2 separate regions of the Homo sapiens genome follow, and region 2 is linked to region 1. The links are chromatin loops, found by intact Hi-C in ENCODE. Cell type or tissue: OCI-LY7. All regions are shown on one strand. Links, peaks and the distances in the headings refer to the core of each region. The heading gives the core; the rest is flanking DNA. Region 1 has its middle 160 kb from the start of LINC00242. Region 2 has its middle 70 kb from the start of LINC00242.

The links. Hi-C counts contacts between places; a loop is a spot of excess contacts. Peaks named below come from ENCODE experiments on the same cell type or tissue, not always from the same donor. Only the 100,000 strongest peaks of a DNase experiment are listed, where the experiment ranks them.
Region 2: a loop joins it to region 1, with 6 times the contacts of the local background. A loop is called at or near these places in 1 of 110 quality-filtered maps.

The regions. Positions count from the first base shown.
Region 1 is chr6:169,956,769-169,961,151 of GRCh38, reverse strand. It overlaps LOC107986675. Among named protein-coding and RNA genes, the nearest start is that of LINC00242, 160 kb to the right of the region's middle. In OCI-LY7, for the core only: a CTCF peak has its summit at 1,707; a DNase peak (open chromatin) is centred at 1,841; H3K4me3 peaks cover 1,215 bases; H3K27ac peaks cover 2,556 bases.
Region 2 is chr6:169,866,815-169,871,197 of GRCh38, reverse strand. It overlaps LOC105378149. Among named protein-coding and RNA genes, the nearest start is that of LINC00242, 70 kb to the right of the region's middle. In OCI-LY7, for the core only: no CTCF peak of the experiment used is centred there; a DNase peak (open chromatin) is centred at 2,557; H3K27ac peaks cover 663 bases.

The sequences.
Region 1 (4,383 bases), core at 182-4,181:
CATCTGCACCTCCCTTAGCCCCTGGACAGAGCTGCCGAGAAAGGCATCAGTCAGAGCCACGCAGGCCTCCTGAGCCGAGTGCTGGTAGAGAGGGGTGGCCTTCAGGAGGAAGACTGGAGGAGAGGGAGTTTTCTAAAAGGAATGCAGTGTCATTGCCACAGAGAGCCCTGATGGATGTCACACTGCCTCCCCACAGTGTCTGCTGCCTGGCTGGACAAGCCCAGCGCTCCAGCTTGGAGGCTCCTCCCAGCTTAGCAGTGGGGATTCCAGCCGGGAGAAGGCGCCTATATTTAAAACTAAAGTGAATAATGGAGACATTTTCTATTCAGGCTTAAAAAAATAAATTTACAAAAGACATGGAGTTAGGCCCTGGTCCTTCTCTGAAGGGAGGTCATCCGGCCAAGGCCCCACCCAGTCGCCCTAGTGACTCAGGGATCCAGCTTGGCTTCCCTGAAGGAAGGGCCCAGCGGCCAGCATGGCACCCAGGGTGGGGAACAGCGCAGGGCTCCTCACGGGCTCAGGCAGGCGCCACTCTCACCAGCACTGGGATTGCTAAGCCTCACAGAGAAAAGTACCATGGTTCTTTTTTAACTTCGCAGGAGTTAAATGTAACCGCATTTCTTGCCATGGTTAATTATTTCTCCATGTTTCCTAATTACCAACGGACTCTGCTTGCCATCAACTCCTAAATTAATTCTGATTATTTGGATGAGTGATAACAGGATTTCTGTTGCTCCTAATACTAAAACCAATCATTTGAAATTCAAAAGCACAGACATTTTTTCAAGAGCCTTTTCAGAACCTTATTGGGAGTGGGCACTCAATAAATGTTTGCCAAATTGATTTAAACCCTAGACTGAACTCCGTTAATAGCATTTTAGGACATTCATCTCGCCACTGAGCAGGTGCTCCTGCCAGCCCCTGGGAGGCCCTGAGGGCTCTGACTGGCCTGGGGCCTCCTGCTGCTTGGGCTCCCATGTGGCCTCAGGCCCTTGCGTCTGACCTTACCCCTGGCCCACGGAAGCAGAGCTTCTTCCCTGGAGTAATGAGTCCAGGCTCTGCTGATGAGCTGAGAGCTGAGAATGTCTCAAGGTTGGTGTCCAGAGGCTGCATCTTGGCTTTTTCCCTCAAGGTCAGAGGAGGGGAAATGATTGGGCACCAAGATTGGTGTCTGAGCACCCGCTCTCCTCCATGGGGCAGCAGATGGACCTCCGCAGTGCCCTCCAGCCGTGAAATGCCCAGGACCTCTGAGGCAGGCCTGGCCCCTGGGACTTGACCAATCCAGATGCAGGGCCTGTGGGTCCTAAGAGAGCCACCCGAGGCCCTGTCGCCGGCATCCACTGCAGGAGGCAAGACCCCAACATCGCCACCTTCCACAGCACACACAGCCCACTTGCTTAGCTCCCTGTTGCATTAAAAGATTTTCACAGAAATGACTTCCTCCAAGCTCAGATGCCGCTCTTTCCCCCTTTCCTGGAGGCTTTCTTGTTCTGTGCTCTTGAAACAGCTGCAGATCCTAGTGGCTTTGAGACACAGAGGCGGCCCGGCAGATTTATCATTCACTGCTAGCTCGTTAGACATTGTCAAAAAGCATGATCTGGCCCAGCATGAATGTTTTAACGGTGCCAGGGGGAGAGGAGGGAGGAGGGGAAGCCGAGGGCAGGGCTGGAAAATCGGGGAGGGGAGGAAGGAGGGGAAGCTGAGGGCAGGGCTCGAAAACCCGGAAGAACCGGGGTGGCGGGAGGGGGACCACCCCGCAGGCAGGAGGTGTGCGTCACAGACATGCTGGGGCTGCACGGCACTGTCCCAACCACAGGTGGTGTTCTGGAGGAAAACGCTACTTCTGCGTCTGACGGCCAAAGTGCCCTTGTTGCTACTGATCCGCTTACTGAGTGGAGTTCGTAAACACCAAGTACCAGGTGCTTCTTTCAGCAGGAAACAGGCCATCTGCTAGTGACTCAGAGGACGGAAGAGAATGTTCTTGAACGTCTTTCATGCTCAGGTACCATGCAGGTATAGGGCAGGTGCTCTGCTGGTGTGTTCACGCTTTGACTTACTTGTCTGAACCATCCTCCGGGAAGAGTTTTTCTTCCAACTTGCAGAGGAGGGGACTCAGCACAGCCAAGTCTCAGTGGCTCCCAAAGCCACGGATTAATGATCAGCAAATCTGAGGTTTGGCCCAAGTATTTAAAATAACCCTAATTTATTGCAGTGAAATTCACAACTGTAACGTGGAGCATGTGGAAGTGAACGGTTCGGTGTGTCCCACCTCCATCTAGTCCAGAACGCTTCCCCGACTCCAGAGGAGGCTCTGAACTCCCTGCACAGTTTCTCCTCACCCCCTGATCCTCCAGGCTGGCAAGTAGCAACCTACTTTGCCTCCATAGATTTGCCTGTCCTGGGCATTTTGTATGAATGGAACCACACAACACGTGGTCCTGTGTATCTGGCTTCTTCCACAAGCTTAACGTCTTCAAGGTTCATGCATGTTGTCAAGGTCTTACAAGTACTTCTTCACTGTTGTTTAGGGCCGAGTAATATTCCATCTCATGGATGGACCGCATTTTGCTCGTCCATCTGTTGATGGACATTTGGGCTGTTCCCACCTTCTGGCCACTGTAACGAATGATATTATGAACATGTATGAACAAGTATTTGCTGGAGTCTGTGTCTTCAGTTGTAGGAGTGGAGCTGCTGGATCGCATGCTAAGTCCATTTGCTGTAATGAACTCTTGGGGAGCCCCTCTATCGTTTCCACAATGGTTCTCACGAGCAATGCTCAAGGGTCCCAAATTTCTCTGGATCCTTTTGCCATAACGTCTTATTTTTTTTTTCATTCTCTTTCTTCCTGTCTTTCTGCCATCCTAGTGGTTGTGAGTGACCCAGGTTTTTTTTTTTCTTTATGTCAGTTGGCCTGATTCTATGACTCAGAATTTCTGTTGACTTTGGTTCCTGCTTAAAATTGAAAGGGGCTATCATCGACTTCAATTTCTCTAGCAAAAGTTAGAATAAAGATTACTGCGTTTATATTACAAGTGCAAAGAACCAATTATCTGTGACATTTTTTTCTTTCTGGAAAACTATCTCAACGAATAATCTCAAGCCTCTCACTGCCCCCAAGTTCCACCAAAAACAAAACCACTTTCAACCACTGAGGAGCCAACCTGAGCCGGCCATTGCATCTGTGGCGGCCTCCCTGGGGAGGGGCAGTGGCAGCCGGGAGGGTGCAGGATCGGGCTGGCGAAATAATCTCAGGGGAGGGCCGTAGGGTGCAGGGAGGACCGGAGGGTGCAGTGAGGACCGTGCTGGCAGAATGATCTTGGGGGAGGTGCAGAGGCGCCACGGGGATGTGCCGGCTCAGCCAGCCAAGGGCAAGGAGGCTCAGGGGGGTGAAAAGGAAGGAAGGAGGCCTCAGGCAGGGAGGCCCGTGTCCAGGTGCTGCGCCAGGACCCACCGCAGGCTCAGGCCGCAGAGGCACGGGACCCCGAGGGCCATGGTGAGAGAAGTAGGCACTCAGACCCCACCACAAGGGACACGGGGCCCAGGAGGGCCGTGTCTCATTCCCCAGCCACTGACCACAGTGCCTGGGTGCAGCCTCCAGCCCAGGCTGCCCTTCGCTTTCTCCCAAAGGTGCCACCTGCCCAGGCCTGCTTCTCCCGTGAGACATCAGGACCCGCGATGGCTCAGCGACTACTGTGAGAAGCAGCAGAGCCCAGAGGCGAACCAGCAGCCACAAACCCAGGTCCCATGGCCCTCAGATGCAGACCCCAGCCCCCAACCATAACCCTCTCAGATGCAGGGTCTAGCCCCCCACCACAACCCTCTCAGATACAGGGCCCAGCCCCCCACCACACCCCCTCAGATGCAGGGCTGCAGCCCCCCACCACACCCCCTCAAATGCAGGGCCCAGCCACCCACCACACCCCCTCAGATGCAGGGCCCAGTCCCCCACCAGAACCCTCTCAGATGCAGGCCCCAGCCCCCCACCACACCCCCTCAGATGCAGGGCCCAGCCCCCCACCACACCCCCTCAGATGCAGGGCCCAGCCCCCCACCACACCCCCTCAGATGCAGGCCCCAGCCCCCCACCAGAACCCCCTCAGATGCAGGCCCCAGCCCCCCACCACACGCCCTCAGATGCAGGCCCCAGCCCCCCACCACACCCCCTCAGATGCAAGGTCCCATAACTCCCTAGACACGGGCCCCAGCCCCCTATTCCCCCCCAGACATGGGGACCCCAGCCCCAGAAGGTGCCTGTTCAAAGGGAGCTCCGGGGTCCCGCTGGGCACCTGGGTGTGCTCCTGGACGCTGCCTCTGGGCACCACAGGGAAGGTGTTGAGGATGGACAATGCATGGGGCCAGTGGTCCAAGAGGAAGGACCCG
Region 2 (4,383 bases), core at 208-4,207, 90 kb after region 1:
ACTCCACTACTGAGTGTACGCCCGAAAGAAAGGACATCAGGATGTTGAGGAGATCTCTGCACTCCCATGTTTACTGCAGCACTATCCATAGTAGCCAAAATAGAGAATCAACCTAAGTGCTCACCAGCAGATGAATGGAAGAGGAAAACGGGGCACATATACACAGTGGAATATGGTTCAGTCAGAGAAGGGAATGAGATCCTGTTGTTTTTAGCAACAAGGATGGAACTGGAGGCCACTACGTTAAGTGAAACAAGCCAGGCTCAGAAAGACAGATCTCACCTCAGGAGCTATAACAGTGGACCTCATGAAGATAGAAAGTAGATTGGTGGCTACCAGAGACCAGGAAGGGCAAGGGGTGTAGGAATGAAGAGAAGCTGATTAGTGGATACAAATGTACAGTTTGAAAGAAGAAATAAGACCTAGTTTTTTCATAGATTTACTATAGATTACAATAATCTATTGTATATTTCAAAATAGCTTGAAGAGAAGAATTTTAATGGTTCTAGCAATAACGAAAAGACAAATGTTTAAGGTGGTGGATGTCCCAAGTGCACTGGTTTGATCTTTACAAAATATGTGAATGCATTAAATTATCACATTTAGCCTGAAACCATGTACATCTATAGTACATCAAATACATAAATAAAGTGATGAAACACCTGAATAAATGATGAAACACTGGGATCTTATGTAGAACAAAATAACATTGTTAGTATGGCAACTTTACATGCAATAAGTTTTAAATTTAATTTAATTCTAAGGCCAGGCACAGTGGCCATGCCTGTAATCCCAGCATTTTGGGAGGCTGAGGCAGGAGAATCACTTGAGGCCAGGAGCTTGAGACCAGCCTGGGCAATGTAGGGAGACCCTGTCTCTACAAAAAATAAAAATAAAAAAATTAGCTGGGTGTGGTGGCATGTGCCCATAGTCTCAGCTACTTGGGAGGCTGAGGCAGAAGGATTACTTGAGCCCAGGAGGTTGAGGGTGAAGTGAGCTCTGATCACACCATTGCACTCCAGCCTTGGTGACAGAATGAGAACCTGTCTCTTAAAAAAATGTTTATAAAAGTATAGATAAAACAATTTAGAAAAATACAAAGATTTGCATTATCAAATATAAAATACATATTACAGAGCCATAAAAATAAAAAGAGTGGTATTTTTACAGAAATCAACAATAAACAAAAACCAATGCAATAAAGTAGAACCTCCAGAAGCAGATCTGTGGCCATTACACAGACAGCCCCACGAACACAGCAGAAAGGATGAATGCGGCAAACATAGCTGGGAAAGCACTATTTTGGATCATAGAGACTTGAAATCTCTTTTTTTTTTTTGAGATGGAGTCTCACTCTGTTGCCCAGTCTAGAGTGCAATGGCGCATTCTCGGTTGACTGCAAGCTCTGCCTCCGGGGTTCGAGCCATTCTCCTGCCTCAGCCTCCCGAGTAACTGGGACTACAGGCGCCCGCCACCATGCCTGGCTAATTTTTGTATTTTTAGTAGAGACAGGGTTTCACCATACTGGCCAGGCTGGTCTCAAACTCCTGACTTTGTGATCCACCCGCCTTGGCATCCCACAGTGCTGGAATTATAGGCATGAGCCACCACACCCATCCGAGACTTGAAATCTTTTAAAGCCCCATGTCTGCGGCGTCTCTGTTGAAAAATCCTTTTCCACTGCCTGGGTAGACAGCTGAGCCTCACACGGGGCCTGTGTTAATATCTTGGGTCACACCACAGCCTGGAAGTGACTGCCTCCCGCCAGCCGTGCCTCTCCAGGGCCCCAGGAAGATGTCCATGGAGCTTCCCGGGCAGCCCCCCTCCGTTTCCCGTGGGGAAGAGCGAGGAGACATGGGCTTCACCTTCCCTCTGGTCTGAATAAATTTAATAATAAATTTATCCCACAGCCATAACATTTTCCACCATCCAGAACCAATGTTTATATCACTGAATATGGCAACCTTGGAGTTGGAGATAAATGCTTATAAATGCTTATAGGCCGGGCGCATAGCTCACACCTGTAATCCCAACACTTTGGGAAGCCAAGGGGGGGATCACAAGGTCAAGATATCGAGACCATCCTGGCCAACATGGTGAAACCCCATCTCTACTAAAAATACAAAAATTAGCTGGGCGTGGTGGCACACACCTGTAGTCCCAGCTGCTCGGGAGGCTGAAGCAGGAGAATTGCTTGAACCCGGGAGGTGGAGGTTGCAGCGAGCCAAGATCCCACCACTGCACTCCAGTCTGGCGACAGAGGGAGACTCTGTCTCAAAAATAAATAAATTAATTAATTAATTAATTAATTAATTAATACTTACAATAAAGTTATTCTTTCCTTGCTTAAAAAAAAAATAGCCTGCATGAAGGAGAGGCAGGTAAGACAGACCAGGCCACAAGAAGCCCTCGTGATTCACCCTCACCATGGAAATCCCTCGCAGGCCGTGCAGCGGGACGGAACACACTGCTCCTTCTGTGGGACGCACCCTGCCGTGGGGCGGTTCGCACGTGGTTTCCTGCCCAGAGCCACCCCTTACGCGCGGCAGCTGCAGCTGCTTTCAGGCTACAGCTGCAGAGCTGCATGGCGGGGGTGGAGGCCGTAGGGCCCCGAAGCCGGAAATCTGTAGTCCCTGGTCCTTCACGGGAAACTGTTTTCTAGACCAGGGCGGAAAGAGCCAGACTCCTTCATGAGGACACTTTTTAACCTCAAGCACTAAAGTTTCATCTTCACATAGGGGTGAGAAGGTGCAAACACACACATGATTTATTCCTATAATGCACGATTCCAGAGAAAACGTGCCCCCTGCTCACACCCTCTCATGCTGGCACACCACACTCCAGCGCTGCCTGTAGCTTGTCACATAAAACCTCTGAGCAAGTTTGTTTGCCAATGGGAATAAAAGCAGAATGTTTCCAAAAGAGGCTGAAATGGTCATAACCAGGTGTCCAAGTGGTCAACTGACCCTACAACACACTGACCACGATGCCCCATGGCGGGGAAGACGCCTGATATTTCACAGAGCTCCATGCTGTTCCCACACACACACCAGCTCACCTGGTTGCCAGAACCCTCCGAGGTCACAGGAGGGGCTGTCCCAACTTTAAACATCAGACCAAGATTAAAGAACTTCAGGATGAGGCATGGGGGAGAGTCAAATGGGACCAAAACCCAGCCCTCCACAGCTCCAGCTCCATGTCCTAAAGGCCCCTCAGCATGGCCCAGTAGCCACTGAGTATTTTCCAGTGCAGGTACTGCCCTGGGCGTCTCCCACAAAACGCCTCTCACACCATGCGGCAGGTGCATTCCAGGTTGCAGCGCGGATGTGGGGTCTGAGGCACGGCCCTGTGAGAGGGGAGCACCAGGCCTAAACCCACAAGGGCAGCAGGTCTGCAGCGAGGGGCCGTGCTGTGTGGGCGGTGCAGGCTTGGTGGGCTTCGTGTGCTGTGTGGTCTACCCTTGGGAAGACGCTACTGGAGTGCCTCATTCCAGCTCAGAATTCCCAGAACCTGATGGACAACCACAGGACAGCAAAACCTGTGTATAAAGCATGAGGGTTTCACACAAAACCTCACAGGCCTGATAGAAGAGGAATCTGTACCAACTTCACCACTTGAAGTTGGTCTCATCGTCCTTGCATATAAAATGGAAATACTTGTATTCTTCCATGGTTGCTAAAAAGATGAAAACGGAATATTTGAATACAATTGGCCCAGGGCTGAAAACATAAAAGGTACCATTCATTTCCCCAGCACGTGGAAGGCAGTGTCATTTCCTCAGCACGTGGAAGGGGCCTTCATTTACTAAGCAAACCACCTCGCGAGTGGGAGACACTTTCAAGTGCCCAGCACAGGACCGAGCACGTGGAAGGCACCTTCACTTACGCAGCGCAGCACCTACCACATGGAAGCTACCTTCATTTACCCAGCACAAGACCTGGCACAGGGAAGCTATTTACCGAGCACAGGACCTAGCTATTGGAGGCTGCCTTCATTCACCCAGCCCAGGACCTGGTGCATGCAAGCTATCACCATTTACCAAGCACAGGTCCGAGCTATTGGAGGCTGCCTTCATTTACCCAGCACAGGACCTGGCACGGGGAAGCTATCACCGTTTACCCAGCACAGGTCTGAGCTATTAGAGGCTGCCTTCATTTACCCAGCTCAGGACCTAACACATGGTAGACGCCTTCATTTACTAAGCACAACACCTGTCACACAAAGGGTACCTACATTTACTCAGCAAACCACCTAGCACCGGAAGAAGGCAGCTTCATGTACCCAGCACAGCACCTAGCTCAGGAAGAAGGTAGCTTCGTGTACCCAGCACAGCACCTAGCTCAGGAAGAAGGTAGCTTCATGTACCCAGCACAGCACCTAGCA